2 separate regions of the Mus musculus genome follow, and region 2 is linked to region 1. A link is a loop called in an ENCODE intact Hi-C map of the cell type or tissue named here. Cell type or tissue: heart. All regions are shown on one strand. Region 1 overlaps Dnah12 (dynein, axonemal, heavy chain 12). Region 2 overlaps Asb14 (ankyrin repeat and SOCS box-containing 14).

Region 1 (4,000 bases):
GGTTACAGAGGGGAGCCGCCACGCCTAGCTTTCTGCATGTGTTCTGGAGAGGGAATTCAGGTTGTAGGATGTGAACTGAACCATCTGGCCACCTCAGTTTCAGACCTGGCCCTTTAAAACATTTGTTATGGGCTGGTGAGATGGCTCAGCAGGTAAGAGCACCCAACTGTTCTTCCAAAGGTCCTGAGTTCAAATCTCAGCAACCACATGGTGGTTCACAACCATCTGTAATGAGGTCTGACACCCTCTTTCTGGTGTGTCTGAAGACAGCTACAGTGTACTTACATATAATAAATAAATAAATCTTTTAAAAAAATTTAAAAAATAAATAAATAAAAAGATTTATACGTTTAAAAAACATTTACTCTTTTTAAAAAATATTTTAAATGATTTTAAGTTTTGTTTTAATTTTTGTATGTGTATGAGTGTTTGTCTACATATATTAGCTAAATTCAGCTAAATACTAGCTTTTTTAAAAAAACATTAGATTTTTTTTAATATATCTGTCCACTACAAGCATGCCTCGTGCCTTCTGAGGCAAGAAGAGAGTAGGAGATCCTCTGGAAGTGGAGTTAGGTGGTTTGGACTGCTAGCTGGGTGCTGGAAACTGAATTAGGTTCTCTGCAGGAGCAGCTAGTGCTCTTAACCTCTGAGCCATCCCTCCAGCTCCTATCACTTTACCCTTATATCTAACAGAAACCAAAGCAGAGGTTATATCAGTCACTCAGCATCTTTTCACTGTGCCCCCTTCCAATCCAGCTCCACTCTGGACAAGGGTTTAAGAGGTTTCGTTTTATAATAATGTGTTGATAAAGATTCTTTCTGCCAGGTGTTTGCTCCCTTATTTTTACATTTTTGAAGAAGCAAAGAAGACAATGTCTTAGAGAAATATTCTATAGCAACCCATATCTGAGAGCGTGGCTGAGATATTGTCTTCCCAATTCCTGTTCATCAGAGCAAAGGAAACTGGTGAACTTCCCATTCATCGGAGAGGAGAAACAGCCTTGTTTACTTTCTGTTACTGTGGTGAAACTGCCTCAAACCAACATGGGGGAGGGGGAGGATTTATTTGGCTCAAAGGTTGCAGTTCATTATCAAGGTCAACCAAGGCAGGAACTCAAGGCAAGAACTGGGGACAGAACTGAAACCAAGAGCACAGTGCCTTACCCTTCATAGCTTGTTCAGCTTGGCTTCTTATACAACACCTGCCCCAGTGTGGCCCTGCTGAGAAGGAAGAGGCGGGTGCAGGAAGGAAGGAAATGTGAGTCAGGTTTAAATAGGAGTAGTAGGTTTACATGAAAGACTATTAATTCTCAATTGCTGCTAACTTTGTTTCCTTCTTATAGTCAAGACTGAGGTTCAGAGCTTTCAGGTCATTTGTGATTATATTTTATCTATTTTAGGGAAAGTTCACAAAGAACAGACCTCCATTCAAACTAGCTAAAATTTAAAAAAATATATTAGATTTTTTTATTTTATTATTTAATGAAGATTACAAGAGAGGGGTATAAGGTCTGTCCCTTTTCCTTTCCTCTTCACTGTCTCTCAGCTTCCTCGTCCTTCCTCTGTAATTCTTCCTTTTTCCTTTTTTTCTAGCTTTTAGCTAGGAACCCCTCTCCTGTAGAATGTACTTGAATTAAGTTCTTAAAATTTGTCATTGAGTTAAAGGCTTTTCAAATATATGTAAAAATTCATTATAGGAAAAGCACATGATGGAGAAAATCCCTTTTCACTCATCTTGGCTCTTCTCCTCTGCCAGGTTGCAGAAAAAACAGAGCTCAAAATAGCAGAGTCGCGAGAAGGATACAGGCCCATCGCCAAACATTCCTCAGTGCTATTCTTTAGCATTGCAGACCTGGCCAACATTGATCCCATGTACCAGTACTCTCTCACCTGGTTTGTGAACCTTTACATCAACTCCATTCATGACAGGTAAGCAGATGTCTGGCTTCCTCCATTCTCCCTAGGTTGGATTCTTCACCACCATTTCCATTAAAAAAAAAAAAAAAAACATCAATTATTGTTTGTACTTATTCCTGTAGAGTTTCCATTGTAGATTACTGAGTGGAAGAAGGAAAAACAGAGCGAAAGACATCTAAAGTCTTCCTTTTAAAAGATTGTTTGACACGCCTAAGATTTATGCATAGAGGGGTGGCCTCCCTATGCAGCCCACTTTGGCCTAGTACTAGCCATTAGTCCAGGCTATTAGTCCAGGCCATTAGTCCAGGCCATTAGTCCAGGCCTTTAGTCCAGGCTAGTCGGAGACTTGGGGGCAATCTTTCTGTCTCTGTTCCCTGAGTGCCGAGATCACAAGTGTGCCACCATACCTGGCTCTTCTTTCTGTCTTTTATATATTCCAATGATGCTCAAGACTTCTTTTTGCTGACAATTCTAATGTCTCTTTTTCCAGCTCTGAGGTGTCTAAAAGGCTGTACCACATTTATATTTATTGGCTAGAAATTTTCACTTTAACAGATTAATAAATGTATTAGTTGCTTTCCTTATTGCTAGGACAAAACAAAACACCTGAAAAAAAAATCAACTTAAGAAAGGAAGGTTTATGTTGTCTCACTTTGAAGGTCCATCCAGCAGGGGAAGGCGTGATGAGGAGTGGGAGGTGGGTAGTCGCATTGTGTCTATAAAGGAGGGAGCCAGAGATGGGCCCTGGTGCTCAGTTCCCTTCCTCCTCCAGCCCACGGGATGATGCGACCATTTCAATTAACCTAATCTATAAAAACCCTCACAGACATCCCTAGAGGTTATCTTAAACCATGATTCTAAATCAATCAAGTTCACAAGCAAAATTAACTGTCACAATGAGTGTATCCACATTTTGAAGTTGTTCAATCTCCTTTTGACCTGATACTAGCCGCAGGACTTTAGAAGAGTCACTTACCTGTAGCCGCCAGCGGCCACAGGTTACTGGGTTCCTGAAAGGAAAGATGGGATTCGTATGGAAAGGCAGCGAGAGAAATAACAAGCCAAGACAAAATTCTCTGATCAAGGCAATGTTTACCTATGAGTCCGAGTTTGGGGGGGAATCCCCCACCATGCCAGGATCTCGGTGCTTTGTCAGTATCTAGAAACAGGTTCAGCCTCTCAGCAGGTAGTGGGGTCTCGGAGGAAAGCTGCAGATGTAGCAGGACAATAGACTTTACTTAGGTTGGAAGACTCCACCCTAGGTGGGCTAGCCCCTGTGGCAAACTAGGTATGAGCCAGGCTGCTCAAGGCTGGGGGGAAGGGCACAGTTACCCTTTGTGCAATTTGTGCAATTGCTCCAGTTGCCTTCTTTATAAAAACAGAAATAGTAATTATACTTGTCTCCTCTGGTAGTTCTGAGAATTAAGTGAGATATTTTCAAAGTGTTAAGAAAAATGCCTTGTATTTAAATGTGACTCAGACCCACATACGTACCATAAGAAACTTCTTTCTATGTCAGCTCCTGGTAGAATAATTAAAATCCCTAAGGGCTCTGACTTAGAATGTGATTTTACACTGTGTTTGTAATGGAGGAAGACAGACAGGCTGAAAATTTTTAAGATGTCATTTACAAGTTTCAGTGATGATTTGGAGGTGAAAGACCCACAACGTGAGGACTCCCCCACGTTCTGACTCAGGAGAGGCGACATCCCAAAATCACCCAAAAGAAATGGTCTTGCTGCAAATTGCAAGAGGATTTTTATTCAAGAGCGCTCTTGGGCCCATGGTCATACACCACCCAGGGGTAGAGGACTGTGGCGCCCTGAGTAGCTGGATAAGGGGGTATTTAAAGGAAGGAACCACAACTCAAGGAGGTGGGAAGGGCGTTGTTGGAAAATACCAAAAATACCAGTTAAGAGTCACAAGGAAGTACAGAGTCACAGGTGTCACAAGGAATACCTGGTAATTGTTAACTCTCAAGACAGTTTCTAAGAGCCTCTAACAATAGCACATTTGCATTGCAGGTTCCGGCAATGGTCAGGGTGGGTCAGGGTGACTTTCTTTGAATGAACACTCCTTG
Region 2 (4,000 bases), 52 kb after region 1:
TGGTACTGGAAACTGAATTCCAGTCTTCTGGAAGAGCAGCAAGCGCTTTAACCACTGCTCTCTCTCTAGTCCCAAGTTTAGAAATTTTTACACAGATAAAGGGACTGGGACATTGTTAACACTCAAAAACCATTTATTAGATTGCTTAGTGCATTCTAGGAACGCGGGTCTTGTGCAGCCCTTGTGATAAGGAGTCTGTTCTAAAGTAAAGGCACATCCTTCCATTGAGATATAAAGATGCTCAGATGTGCTCGGCTTCCCTGAGACATTGATGTAGACTTCTTTCTTTTCTTCACCTTCCCGCTCCCCTCCCAGTTGCTGCCCTAGATCTGGAGGGCACTTACCCTACAAACATGGGTACACTTATCCTTGTAGCTATCAAAGTTAGGGGCTGGACAGATGGTTCAGCAGTTACAAGCAATTATTGTTCTTGCAGAGGACCAGGATTTGGTCCCAGTCACAACCATCAGTAACTACAGTTTCAGGGGATTCGATGCCCTCTTCAGACCTCTGTGAGCACCATACATGCATGAGATGCACATGACATGCAGAACACTCATATGCATAAATAAATATAAAAACAAAACAATTAGCACCTGTGATAGTAAAGTACTAAGAATCAAAGGTGATATAAAATATGGCTCCCTTTTCTCGTGTTATCTACATCAACTAGTTGGGGAAGAAAACCACGGGATAAAAGTAGTTTCTAAATAACGGTTCGGTTGGCTTTCAGTGTAGTTTAGTATGTCATTTGGCACTTGGGACTCCAGTAAGAATACTTGGTAAAAGGCAGCTTTCTTTCTAGGCTGTCTTATATAAGCCACCCTAATCCATAACTCACTTGCATGGAGAGTGGCATTAAGAAGCAACTATATATTTACCATGTCTTTTAACAGTACTTTGATGAAAGGGGACATTTGTAATTTTTAAGTTATTAGAGACTGTGGGCCTAGGTACCAGAAGTTTTCCACGGAGACCTCTATCCAGGCCGGGTGGGAAAGCCCCAGTGAGGGAAATGAGTGCAGGCAGGGAGATAGACGAAGCCTCTGCTACGCCTTCCAGGTAACTCAGAGCCTGGATCAGTGAAAAGCCAACAATCCAGTGAGGAATGAGGCGGAACTTGGGCGCAGCTCTTCGGGAGAGAAGATCTCTTCCCAAGTGTTACACCTCTTGGAACAAAAGCGCCAGACAAAGGAATAGTTCTCGCATTCCTTTTACTCTCTGCATGGCTCTCCTATATACAGTCCTGGCAGTGATTTAGAGTTTGACAGCAAGCCCCTCTCATTGGCTTGGGCTGAGAGTTTGGGGGAAACCTTATTTGCATGTGAGAGGGCTTGGTCCTGTTCGTTAAGGGGCTGATAGCCACGCCTCTCCTGTGGGGGGCTGTGGGGGCGGTAGCTCGACAGGAGCCAGGGTCCAGAAGACATGAGAGAACTCCTTCCGTCCCATGTAAGTGATTTATCACTACCGGGGCCTGGGGTTCAAGATCTAGCCTCGACTGGAAACCAGGCTGTCTGTGCGTAGCCCATTGCCCCACAAGAGTCTGTTTATAGTAAAAGACCCTAATTCTTCCTAGGTAAAATTGAGGACAGGTTGAGTTACTGATGGTTGTGAACTACAATGTGGTTGCTGGGAATCAAACCCTGGTCCTTTGGAAGAGCAACAATTGCTCTTAACTGCTAAGCCCTCTCTCCAGCCCCTAACTGCTTTTCAGCAGACATTAAGATTGCTTAAGTGATATAGTGAAAAGAATCTTTGCCTAATGAGACTGCTTCTTTCCAGGAGCTGACGTTCACAGTCAGGCCTCTGACTCGTCCTCTGTGTTACTTGAAGCTGTTAGAGGAGGGAATCCGGAAGCTGTGAGTCTGTTGTTAGAGTATGGAGCTGATGCCAACATTCCTAAGAGTTCAGGCCACCTGCCCATCCACGTGGCAGCTGACAAAGGCCATTTCCTGTAAGTTAAATTCTGTAATTGTAAATAACAGGAAATTGTAGTAACCAGGTTTTTTTGTTGTTGTTGTTGTTGTTGTTTCGTTTTGTTTTTAAAGAACTGCTTTCGAAATATAGAAAGCCTTGGGTCTCAGATGACTGCCGCTAATTCAGAGTTTTTAACCTAAAAGAGTGGTTCTTCTAAATTTTACTTGACATCTGAGTTTCTTAACGAAGGAACTCTCACTTCCGTTAGGTCTTAAATACTGGCTGATTAACATAGCACTCAGTGTAGGGATAACAGTATCATAAGCAGGTTAACTCTGCACCGTAACAACCTAAAGTGCACTTTGAAATTCTTCCTCAGAGCTCTAAAGGTATTGGTCCCAGTCACAGACATCGCAGCCATCAAGAAGAGCGGGATCAGTCCGGTTCACTGCGCAGCAGCTGGGGCGCACCCCCACTGCCTGGAACTTCTCATTCAGGCTGGATTTGATGTGAATTTCATGCTGGATCAGAGAATCCGTAAACATTATGATGATCAACGGAAGTCAGCCTTGTATTTTGCTGTTTCAAACGGTGACCTCCCTTCAGTTAAGCTGCTTCTGAGTGCTGGAGCTCTACCCAATCAAGACCCAGTCAACTGCCTACAGATAGCTCTTAGGATGGGCAACTATGAGCTCATAAGTCTATTACTGAGGCACGGGGCCAACGTCAACTACTTCTGCCGCGTTAACCCTTTGCATTTCCCATCAGCGCTACAATACACATTGAAAGATGAAGTCATGCTCAGGATGCTGTTGAATTATGGCTATGACACTGAGCGATGTTTTGATTGTCCTCATGGAGAAAGGGTTCATCGGTTTTGTACTTTTGAAGGCTGGACATCTACAGTTATTAAAGATACTATGGTAAGCCTACAGTACTGGCATTATTCCCTAAGCATTTATTGTCTTGTAGCGTTAGAACTGTAACAATCGGCATGATGTGCCCTTGGAAAAGCTCTGATAGTCTTGCACTCTGGCTACTTTTTCTTTGTATGATTCATTTATCTAAAATGTGTCTAAGTTCTCCATACCAGTGATCACTGGGTTTCTTTTATTATGTTTTCTAGCTCTCAGATCTGATCAGCCCATTCCTCTGGCCATCCATCCTTCTGATGAGCAGAGACCGCCACACACACACACACACACACACACACACACACACACACACACAGACACACACACATCACACACACACACACACACACACAGACACACACACATCACACACACACACACACACACACACACACATGATGAGCAGAGACCGCCACACACACACACACAGACACACACACACACCACACACACACACACACACACACACACCACACACACACACACACATAATGAGCAGAGACCGCCACACACACACACACACACACACACAGCGCACCTCTTCACTTTGCCTTACCTCCTCTGCATCTCCCTCACCTTCAACGTTTTCCAGGGCTTTTTAATGGCTTCTCCTATTTTCCAGGTCTCCAAGTGTCCTCTCCCAGAGGCCCTTCCCTGGCCATCTTAAGGACATCCCTCTCTTAATCACTCTCTTATTGTGGAGATTGGCTCTTTTATAGCCTTCATCTAGAATTATCATTTTAACTCTTTTGCCTCCTTCAAAGATATATGAGCATCAATCAGCTCCTGGTCATTTGTTCATGGGCTTTTAGGTCTGTGCTTGGCACATAATAGATGTTTTATATATACCTGGATTTATATGATCAACATTTGAAAGCAGGATGATGAATGGGAGACTTTGAAACAGTTTGATTAAGTGGCAGGTTTTATTTTAGGTAATCGGGCTAGGAGTTACTTTGTGCACTGACTTGGCATTTAAACATACACTATCCGGTATTATTTTCTAAACAGTCCATAAAGTATGACTTCAATTCTCATTTGGGCATTTTTTTCTAAAGGCACATAAATTATTTAAAGGCAGAAATTGTCATTGTTCAAGCATCAGGATCAGATCTAGGTTATAAACAATAAAAAATGCAAAAAATAATAAAAGCTTTAATAAAGTGGCG

What was found. Hi-C counts contacts between places; a loop is a spot of excess contacts. Peaks named below come from ENCODE experiments on the same cell type or tissue, not always from the same donor. Only the 100,000 strongest peaks of a DNase experiment are listed, where the experiment ranks them.
Region 2: it touches region 1 in a loop (2.2-fold over the local background); 1 of 42 quality-filtered maps calls a loop at or near these places.

The regions. Positions count from the first base shown.
Region 1 is chr14:26,857,416-26,861,415 of GRCm38, forward strand. It overlaps Dnah12 (dynein, axonemal, heavy chain 12), which reads left to right. Exons shown (of 75, transcript NM_001370884.1): 60 at 1,760-1,932. Among named protein-coding and RNA genes, the nearest start is that of Asb14, 35 kb to the right of the region's middle. In heart, no CTCF peak of the experiment used is centred here; DNase peaks (open chromatin) are centred at 1,156 and 1,816.
Region 2 is chr14:26,909,515-26,913,514 of GRCm38, forward strand. Asb14 (ankyrin repeat and SOCS box-containing 14) reads left to right here. Exons shown (of 10, transcript NM_001170748.2): 7 at 1,783-1,954; 8 at 2,297-2,840. Among named protein-coding and RNA genes, the nearest start is that of Asb14, 17 kb to the left of the region's middle. In heart, no CTCF peak of the experiment used is centred here; a DNase peak (open chromatin) is centred at 1,897.